Linked DNA regions of Homo sapiens: region 2 is linked to region 1. Evidence: read pairs that join two places in POLR2A ChIA-PET (ENCODE). Cell type or tissue: CD4-positive, alpha-beta T cell. All regions are shown on one strand.

Region 1 (5,000 bases):
GAAGTGTGAGGGGCCGCATAGATAATCTTGGGCACGTTACGTGGGAACCCCAGTGTCCCGCTGTGCCTGGAGGGATCGTGTAGTCCAAGCCACTGCCATTTCTTCAAGACAGCCCTGGGCCTTTCTGAGCACGGAATTTTCTTTTATTAGACCCTTAAGTAATACTTTGGAAGAAGAGGGTGAGATGAAGCTCCCTTGTTCTACAGAAACAAGCATCCTAGAGTACCCAGAAGGCAGACAAGGGAGGAGACATTCTCTAGCCCTTTGATCACACAGCTTTCAGCTGGCTGAGCATGCCAGGCCCGTGAGGCTCTAGGAGGGGTCAACATGAGCACCACTGGGGGAAACGCTAAGTCCAGAGAGTTCCCAGTTACTCGACACTGTTTCAAAGCCAACCATGCAAGTGTGTGTCCTGGAGAAAGAATTATGTTCTGCATCATCCATTACATTCGGAGAGCCTGCTCTGCACGCTGAAATTCTGAGTGGCACAGGGACGTGATGGGGGAAAGCTTTGCCACAGGCTTTTGTCTCTTGCTGGTGTCTGTTTTTAACTCATCTGTTCAATGAGGGGCATTTCCAGCCTATGCAACTGTGAAGGGATCTGGGAAGAGGAATATCAGCTCAAAGGTGGAAATCCTGGCATGTGACCCGGAACACCTGCCAATCTGCAGAGGTTGCCCCCAAGCCCAAGAAAACCAAATGGGCCCTTCCCTTCAGTGGCCACAGAGAAGGCACATATCAGCTGGCCCTCCCAGGGCCCTATGAAGCCCTCATGACCTCAGGAGTACAGGGCCATCTTGTATAGCCCCACAGGTCTTGCACTGCACAACTCCAAAAAGCGCTATTCCCAAAGTCTGTGGTATGAACGGTGCCCTGAGTTATACAGTGTGGAGGTCTGGGGATGCCACTCCTTGGGAGGCCACCCACTATCCACTGGGGCCCTGGGACTTAAAAATGAGAGATACACAAAGCAGAAGCATGGTTTGTTTATCTTTAAACAACAGATTAAATGACTTCTGAAATGCTTGCTTATAGGCTGACATGGGTCTCCAGCTGGGGTGGAAGAAGGGCAAAAAGGAAAAGTGGCCCTTCAGCTAATTTCTTGGAAGAAGCTACCTTACATTTTGTCCTTTTCATATCTATCGGGCTTTGGCTTGTGAACTTCCAAGATTTCCAGCCACCCCTTCCATTTTTCTCGAGATGACCCAGAAAAGTTGTTTCTAGCCCACGTCTAGCTCTGTGAGCATCACGCCCACTAGGGGGCAGGAGGCGCAAGGCCACACAAAGCCAAGCTCAGCCGAGAGTCTCAGGCTGCAGGGAGAGGTGCGTAAAGTCAACGCGGATTTGACTCTTGAAGTCATTTGTGTGCCAAGCTTTCTATTTAAGGAAGCACAAGGCCATCTTTAATTATCAGATCCCCCAGGACTTGAGCCACTGTGGCAGGTGACATTTAAAAGGGAAATCCTATTGGCATTAACCTGCTGACTTTTCTAATCCAGTCCCCCAGACGGCTTTCTCAAGGAGTCACCAAGACCTCTTGCAACCCCGTACCCGCGCCGTCCAGGGTCTTATTGGAGCTGCTGAAGCCACAGGTCAGCTCACCCACCCACCCTGCAGCAAACCAGCCCTACACTCGTTTTCCAGGCGCTGGGAATCTAGACAGAGAATGCAGAGGGGCACAATGGACCCAGGCTGGTGTGGGGGGATACCAGGAACATGAGCCTGGGCAGCCCAGGAGCCAAGCCTGGAAGGGGGAAGAGGTATCCAGGAACATTCTGCGTGACTTCTAAGAAACCCGATAGAGTTAGGCAGGGGTAACCAAGTACTGCTGAGCCAAGAACTGTCCCTAGCTGCTATGGTCTGAACATTTGTGTCCTCCCAAAATTCTTATGTTGAAACTGATCCCCAGTGTGAGGGTATCTGGAGATAGGGCCTTTGGGAAGTGATGAGGTAATGAGGGTAGAACCATCATGAATGAGATTAGTGACCTTATAAGCTCATGTACCCCTTCCACCGTGTTAGGACATGGAAAAGATGGTCATCTGTGAACCAAGAAACAGGCCCTCATGAGACACTGAATCTACCAATGTCCTACCTACCAATGCACTTCTCATCCTCCAGAGCTGTGAAAAATAAATTTCTATTGTTTACCAACTACCCTGTTTATGGTATTTTGTTTAGTATTTTGTCTTGGCCTGTACAGACTAAGGCACACCATTTCTGGCTCTGAGTAACGCAGTCAGAGAGGTGGTCATGAGAGCCAGTAAAGAACCCAATATAATGACATAAAACCCAGCAAGCCAAGCTGTGAGTAAGGATCACACACAGTCCGCTTCCTCTGTGCCTGTCAACTCCCTGAATCCCAGCCCAGAAGGCCTGTCGTAAGTACACACCTGATTCTGGTCTAATCCGCCATGACCCCTGCCTTCCTCCGACAGCACATACCCGAAGTGCAGCCCCCATTTAGGGCTGTTCATCAAGGTCTCCCCATCACAGATTCGAAACCCAGCCAGTATTGCTGGGGTTCCATGGGAGCAAACCCTGGAAAACCTCGTCCCTCTGGAAGCCTGAGTCCAGTCAAGACCCCCTGGGGATGACCCAAACCAGACAAACCTCAAGCAACATAAGGGAAGGAGCAGCTCTCGCTGTCACGGAGAGACACTGTGACTCATTCTGGAGCACTGGCTTCGTACCAAGCGCAGCCAAGAGATCATACGGAGATGACAACCTGTGATTTTCAGGGTGTTTTCAGGCAACATGCCTGGGAGTCGAGTCTGTTACCTCCGCTCAGGGGAAGCCAGCGCGCATGCACGCGCACACCCCCACAGCACACCCGGCCATGACTCATACCCTCTGAGTGGCGTGATTCAGCATCTCCTGCCAGGCGGAGTCGAACTGCCGCTTGTCATCCTCCAGCAGCCGCTGCTCGGCCAGGGAGATGGTCTCCTTGGCGGCACGGAGCACCTCTGTGGCCCTCTGGAAGTCCTGCGTGGCTTTCTGAGCTTCCAGCTGAGCCTGTGTGAGAAAGAATCCTCATGAGGCCTCAGAAAATGGCAGGGGCTCCCCATGGTCCATTTTACCTTTCAAAAAATAAGCATCCCAAGGACCAGGACAAGCTCATCTCTGCCTCTTCACTCCTGGCACCCACAGGTCCTCATAGATGCCAGACAGGGCAATGGACCCCTGATGGGGGAGTGAGCAACAAATCAGTGAGCGAACAATTTCCACAGTTCTGGGCCCAATGGATGAGATAAACACATCAGCCCTTGGCCAGAACCTGACATGGCAAACCAGCCCATCGTGGGACAGGTACAGCCAACCCCACAGCCTTTCTCAGAAGCTCTGCCTCACTCGAGGCCTGTCACCTTCCCTGCCCAGATCTGTGGCTCAATTCATGGCAAGTCAGAACCAGGAAGGCCCCCAGAGATCATGGTCCAAAGACTTCACTCTATAGAAGGGGGACCTTAGCTGAGAGGACACAGCCTTTCCTGAGATCACACAGCTGACTAGATGCAGAGCTGTGCCAGACTCCAGCCAGTATGAGTTCCAGCCCAGCACTGTCACTCTGCCAGACAGTCTCCCACTCAACTCACACCCACTGACACCAGCGACAGGCCAAGTATGGCACCAGGCAGGCAAAGAGAAGGACCTAATTAATTAACACAACACGGTCCCTGCTTTCAAGGAGCATCAGGTGGGAGAACCAATACCAACTGTAGCTGACCACCACGTCTAGAGCTGCCCCCACTACATGTGTCTACTGATTGTTCAAAATGTGATTAATCCCAGCCAGGTGCAGTGGCTCACACCTGTAATCCCAGCACTATGGGAGGCAGGCGGATCACTTGAGGTCAGGAATTAAAGACCAGCCTGGTCAACATGGTGAAACCCCATCTCTACTAAAAACACAAAAATTAGCCAGGCATGGTGGTGGGCACCTATAATCCCAGCTACTTGGGAGGCTGAGGCAGAAGAATCACTTGAACTCAAGAGGCAGAGGCTGCAGTGAGCCGAGATTGCACCACTGCACTCCAGCCTGGGTGACAGAGTGAGACTCCATCTCAAAAAAAAAAAAAAAAAGTGATTAATCCCAATTGAATGTAAGACATCCCTAATCTTAAAGACTTAGTACAAAAAAAAAAGAATGTTAAATATCTCAATAATTTTTATTATATGATGAAATAATATTTTGGATATATTAAATTAAATTAAATATATTATTAAAATTAATTTCAGCTGGGTGCAATGGATCCCACCTCTATTCCAGCACTTTGGGGGGCCAAGGCAGGAGGACCACTTGAGGCCAGGTATTCAAGACCAGCCTGGGAAACATAGCAAGACCCTACTTCTGGAAAAAATTAAAAAATTATCCGAGCATGGTGGCACATGGCTGTATTCCCCACTCCTTGGGAGCTTGAGGCAGGAGACCGCTTGAGGTTACAGTGAAATACAATTATGCCGCTGCACTCCAACCTGGGTAACACAATGAGCCCCTGCTTCTTAAATAAATAAAATTTAAAGATTAAATTCACAGAGGCTGGGCACGGTGGCTCAAACCTGTAATCCCAGCACTTTGGGAGGCTGAGGCAGGTGGATCACAAGGTCAGGAGTTTGAGACCAGTCTGGCCAACATGGCGAAACCCTATCTCTACTAAAAATACAAAAATTAGCCGGGTGTGGTGGCATACGCCTGTAGTCCCAGCTACTCGGAAGGTTGAGGCAGAAGAATCGTTTGAACCTGGGAGGTGGAGGTTGCAGTGAGCCGAGATCACGCCATTGCACTCCAGCCTGGATGACAAGAGCGAAATTCTGTCTCAAAAAAAAAAAAAATTAATTTCACCATTTCATCTCTCCCCATCTTTCCTTTTTTACTGTGACCACAGGGAAACTTACAATTATACAGGCGATTCCAATTCTATTTCTTGTGGACAGTAGATACCTTTACCCCAAGATGGGCCATGTGATGGCAGCTGTGTGACTGCATGAGAAATCAGCACTGA
Region 2 (5,000 bases), 52 kb after region 1:
GGAGTGCAGTGGCATGACCTTGGCTCACTACAACCTCCACCTCCCAGGTTCAAACGATTCTTGTGCCTCAGCCTCCCAAGTAGCTGGGATTACAGGCATGCACTGCAATACCTGGTTACTACTTTTTCTTTTTTGTATTTTAGTAGAGATAGGGTTTCGCCATGTTAGCCAAGCTGGTCCCAAATTCGTAGCCTCAAGCCATCTGCTGGCCTCGGCCTCCCAAACTACTGGGATTATGGGCGTGAGCCACTGCGCCCAGCCTCCTATGCTTTTTTGACCCGAAGTTTCATAACATTGAAGTGTGGTTTTAACAAGTTCCAAGTGGGGAAGCAGATTTAATTTCTATCAAATAAATGCAATACCGGGACTCTCTTTCCCCAGAGAAGACCCAGCAAAACCAGTGGCAGGGAAAGAAAACAGCACATCTATCTGGAATAGCCCAAGGGGCTTTAGAACCCTACCACCCTGAATTACAAAGCAACAGTCTAATTATTGTAGTACCTCTGGCTCTAGGCTCCACTAATTTTTTCTAATAGGTATTGAAGCCATGCCATAATTTTTTTCTCAGACAAAATTTTTAAGAAATGGGCAAAGTGGCGAAGAATTCCCTATGGCAAGGCCCACAGCATTGCTAAAAACTGTCCATCTTGCCTTTATCGTTGCTGGTTTATTTAAGGTCACTGGGAATACTAACCAAAGTCCTTGCTTTGCTGGCTGGTTAACCATTAAAGCACCTCAAGAAGACACTAAAATGTGGTTGTTTATGAAGTCTCCCCACAGAAAGGAAGGGAGGAAAGGAAGAAAGTATATGTCCTATGGGCCTCAAAATAAGCCACTGTCTCTACATCACCATGAGGGTTGCAGTTTTCAAATATGGCCTACAATTCTTTGGCACTGCCCCAGGATCAAGAAGAATTAGAATGCAGGTGGGCTCATGACTGCTTGGACCAACAGATTATAATAGAAGAGCTGCTCTGAAGGTTTCAAGGCTTAGTCAGAAAAAGCCAGGAAGCTTCCACCTGGTCATCTTAGGACACTCACTCTGGAAGGAGCCAGAAACCAAAAGGAAGCAAAAGTACCACACTAGAAAGGTCACACGTAGGCACTCTGGTTGCAACTCCAGCTGAGCTCCCAGCATAAGCTTTCAGAGCCAGCATCCTCTGTCAGACACAAGAGTAGGCCATCTCTGACGTCCAACCAAGCCCTCAAGGACTACAACCAGGCTGACATCTGACTGCATAAAACTCCTCAAGCAAGGACCGCCCAGCTGAGCCCTCTCAAAACCCTCTCCAAATTCCTGACCCACAAATCATAGGCAAAATAGAACAGTTGTTTTAAGCTATTACGGCTTGGGATAATTTGTTAGGGAGAAACAGTAACCAGAACAATGAAGAAGAAAAACACCCCCTTTCTTCTTCCAATAAAGCCAAAAATCAAGTAAGAGAACATTAAATCTGTGCACTTCAAATCTAGCAAAATGAAGCTGAATCCCTTTGCATGCTGGAAACAAAAGGGTGTGGTGAATGAAGACAACCAAATCCCATTCATCATGCTTTGGTTGGGTTTAATGCCAAACAATAAAAGATTTATATTAAGAGGGCTGGGCTGCAGTTATAATAAACAGCGGATATTCCTCTCATTGTCTCCCTGATAGCAGTTTCTTTCTGTTAGAGCAAACATTAACATCTCTTAGATAATCCAGCAAAACACAGCAAAGGAAAAAAAAATCAGGCAAGAATAGAACAAAATTTTTTCCATCTTCCTTTAAGGAAATGAAAGAGGCTGACTTGCTGAGCTCTCCAAGAGCTGCTTTGCAAATTCTGTGATACTCTTGGTTAAAATGCACTACAAAAAAGCAGTATAGTCTTTAATGTTGGAAACATCTATGTGGCAATCGGCAGACTAAGTAACTCTCAAAGAGAAGGGCTGGGCAAAGTTACCTGGGCTGCCTGCCAAAGGATGAGGTTCAATAGAGGTTTAATTCATCCAGCCAAAACACACACACACACACACACACACACACACACACACCCCACTACGTTAAAGTCCCTACAACAAATGCTGACAAAGAAAAATAACAGCTCAAAATTAAAAGGCTACAGTCCACAGGGACCACATCTCTGTCAACCTGGGGATTTGAAGATTCTCATTAACCACAGGGATAGCAATGAATCCATCAACCCCCATAGCCTGTCTTCTTTTGAGATGACACCTCAGAGTCACAGGGTAGGCACCTTGAATACAGCTGGGGATACAGTCACATGATTTGTAGGAAAGTCGGCGTGTACTGCAATAGCAAGCACTTATGATCCTGCCATGGGTTTCAGCTGAGGGGCCAGAAGAGTTTGTATATTATCTTGTTGATATTTGTAGCTTAAAAGGAAGAAACGCCTAGGATTTTTTAAGGCAATACAGTCCATGTCAATATTAGACAGCTATTTCTATGTTCTAGCCAATGGCCAGAACATGTTTTGGCCACTAATAGCATTTTGCTAATGTGGTTACCATGAATGAAGTTGTGCAAGAACCTATACGTGCCCACATTTATTGATTTAGAAATGATGCTAACAGTCAAATACACAGAGTAACTAAGTTCAAATATCTAAATATTCTTAATATTTGGAATGTTTTCCATTATATCTTGATTTATTGTATTTTCTAAATAAGCATATATATGACGGTTTCTTGGCTGTAGAAGATCCTAAAGTGCCTTTATAGCACTTTTCATCCTTCCATGAATTACAACTAGAGTAGCTTAACAATACACTAATTCATCAAGCAAACCCACAACATCAGGTTTTATCTACAATTAAGGCAGGAACAACCAATCCAAGGTTTTTCCCATCAGCCTTCATAGTTCCTAAAATTCCTTCCAGAGAAATTCATTTATTTGGCTTATAAAGACTTTTTTTTTTTTTTACAACAGACTTCATTCCCCACCCCCATCCCATGAAAATTATAACAGATGGTCATTGTAAATATTTCAGAAAACACCAAGAAATGAAAACTAAAAATCACCAGCATCCTCAGCAGCTAGCAACAACTGGTAACATCTGAGGGTACATTTTTCTAGAGCCAGGCTTCTCAAACAATGTGGTGATGGATCTTCTCCCATCCAATCCACCGTAAATCAATATTTCTGTAGAATAAAAACAAACTAGGAAAGTAAAATGCCACCTGGATGTCACAACATCAAATTGCCAAAAAAAAAAAAAAAATCTAAAGTCTTACTCTCAATTTCTGTATTTACTTCACCATAACTGGTAACAAGCAGTTCACATTCTTTGGCCCACACAAGAATAACTATGTTAGGGCCAGGCACGGTGGCTCATGCCTATAATCCCAGTACTTTGGGAGGCCAAGGCAGGTGGATCATTTGAGGTCGGGAGTTCGAGATCAGCTTGACCTACATAGTGAAACCCCGTCTCTACTAAAATACAAAAATTAGCCAGGCATGGTGGTGGGCTCCTGTAATCCAGCTACTTGGGAGGCTGAGGCAGGAGAATCGCTTGAACCTGGGAGGTGGAGGTTGCAATGAGCCAAGATCATGCCACTGCAGTCCAGCCTGGGCAACACAGTGAGACTCCATCTCAAAAAAAAAAATAATAACTATGTTAGGCCTGTCTTCTCATATGCATATATTCTTTTACTATATATATGGTTCTAGATATGCTCTATATAGTTTTATATATATTTTATGTATAGTTTTTTTTCCCCCACTAAGTAGACCATGGCCATTTGTCCATATCCACACATCATCTTTTTTTAAAGTGAAAGGCCACTCTTAAAATGCTAACGCCCCCAAGCAAGGCAGAATCTTACATGTTCATGAGCCAACATGTGCCTAAGTGGACAGGTTCTGGGGAGGGAAAGGAGAACACAAGGTTGTGTTTTACCAGTGTCACAACTGTCCTCACGGTCAGTCTGTCCAAGAACAGCCTGGGAGGCCGGGTGTGGCGGCTCATGCCTGTAATCCCAACACTTTGGGAAGCCGAGGCAGGAGGACTGCTTGAGCCCAGGAGTTTGAGACCAGCCTGGGCAACAAGGAGAGACCCCATCTCTACAAAAACAAAAATTAGCCAGGCGTGGTGGCGCACTCCTGTAGTCCCAGCTACTTGGGAGACTGAGGTGGGAGGATCACTTGAGCCCAGGAGTTCGAGGCTCCAGGGAGCTATGATTGTGCCACTGCACCCTACCCTGGGCAACAGAGACCAACACTGTCTCAGGAAAAAACAAAAACAAAGCGGGAGGCCGGGCGCAGTAGCTCACGCCTGTAATACTAGCACTTTGGGAGGCTGCAGTAGGCGAATCATTTGAGGTCAGGAGTTGACCAGCCTGACCAACATGGCAAAACCCGGTCTCTACCAAAAACACAAAAATTAGCCGGGTGTGGTGGCACATGCCTGTAATCCCAGCTACTCGGGAGGCTAAGGCACGAAAATCGCTTGAACCTGGGAGGCAGTGGTTGCAGTGGCAGAGATCACATCATTGCACTCCGGTTTTTGAGACCCTGTCTCAAATAAATAAATAAATAAATAAATAAATAAATAAATAAAGCAGGGCTCACTCAGGGAAACTAATTTTCACATTACAGCAGGCAGGCCACAGCGCAACGCCCTGCTGATCCAGTGACTACAAAGTCCATCCCGCTGTAATCCTGGCCTGTATGAGCCCTCCCTCTGACCCCCTTCCCAGTGCCAATCTGACAAAGAAAGGTCATGGCAGGACCTGGGGGAAGAGAACAACAGAGCCACTGCCAGGCCCCATGGCCAGTTTGGCCCCAGTGGACATCTCATTGGAACCTTCTCTGTTTGCAGCGCCCAGCGGGTCTCAGCCCTCCCTGCCAGCCAAGCACACAGGGGGCCCTCTTGTCCACTCAGGCTGGGCAGCTCTCAAAGCACTCTCTCACACAGCATCCCTTACCATCCTCCAGGCTACCCAGGGATGTAGGCAAGAATTGCAGCCCCCAGATTCAAAGACAAAGAGACTGAGGCTTCCAT

The links. Peaks named below come from ENCODE experiments on the same cell type or tissue, not always from the same donor. Only the 100,000 strongest peaks of a DNase experiment are listed, where the experiment ranks them.
Region 2: POLR2A ChIA-PET joins it to region 1 with 11 read pairs; 20 of 35 experiments call an interaction of 5 or more read pairs at or near these places.

Annotation. Positions count from the first base shown.
Region 1 is chr3:15,266,863-15,271,862 of GRCh38, forward strand. SH3BP5 (SH3 domain binding protein 5) reads right to left here. Exons shown (of 9, transcript NM_004844.5): 4 at 2,851-3,015. Among named protein-coding and RNA genes, the nearest start is that of SH3BP5-AS1, 15 kb to the left of the region's middle. RefSeq lists enhancers at 1,081-1,620, 1,621-2,159, 2,339-3,538, 2,606-2,655, 2,716-3,015 and a silencer at 1,184-1,293. In CD4-positive, alpha-beta T cell, CTCF peaks have their summits at 1,293 (motif pointing right) and 1,493; DNase peaks (open chromatin) are centred at 1,279 and 2,809; H3K4me3 peaks cover 887 bases; H3K27ac peaks cover 2,059 bases.
Region 2 is chr3:15,318,611-15,323,610 of GRCh38, forward strand. The region is part of intron 2 of SH3BP5 (SH3 domain binding protein 5); the gene reads right to left. Among named protein-coding and RNA genes, the nearest start is that of SH3BP5, 11 kb to the right of the region's middle. In CD4-positive, alpha-beta T cell, no CTCF peak of the experiment used is centred here; a DNase peak (open chromatin) is centred at 1,961.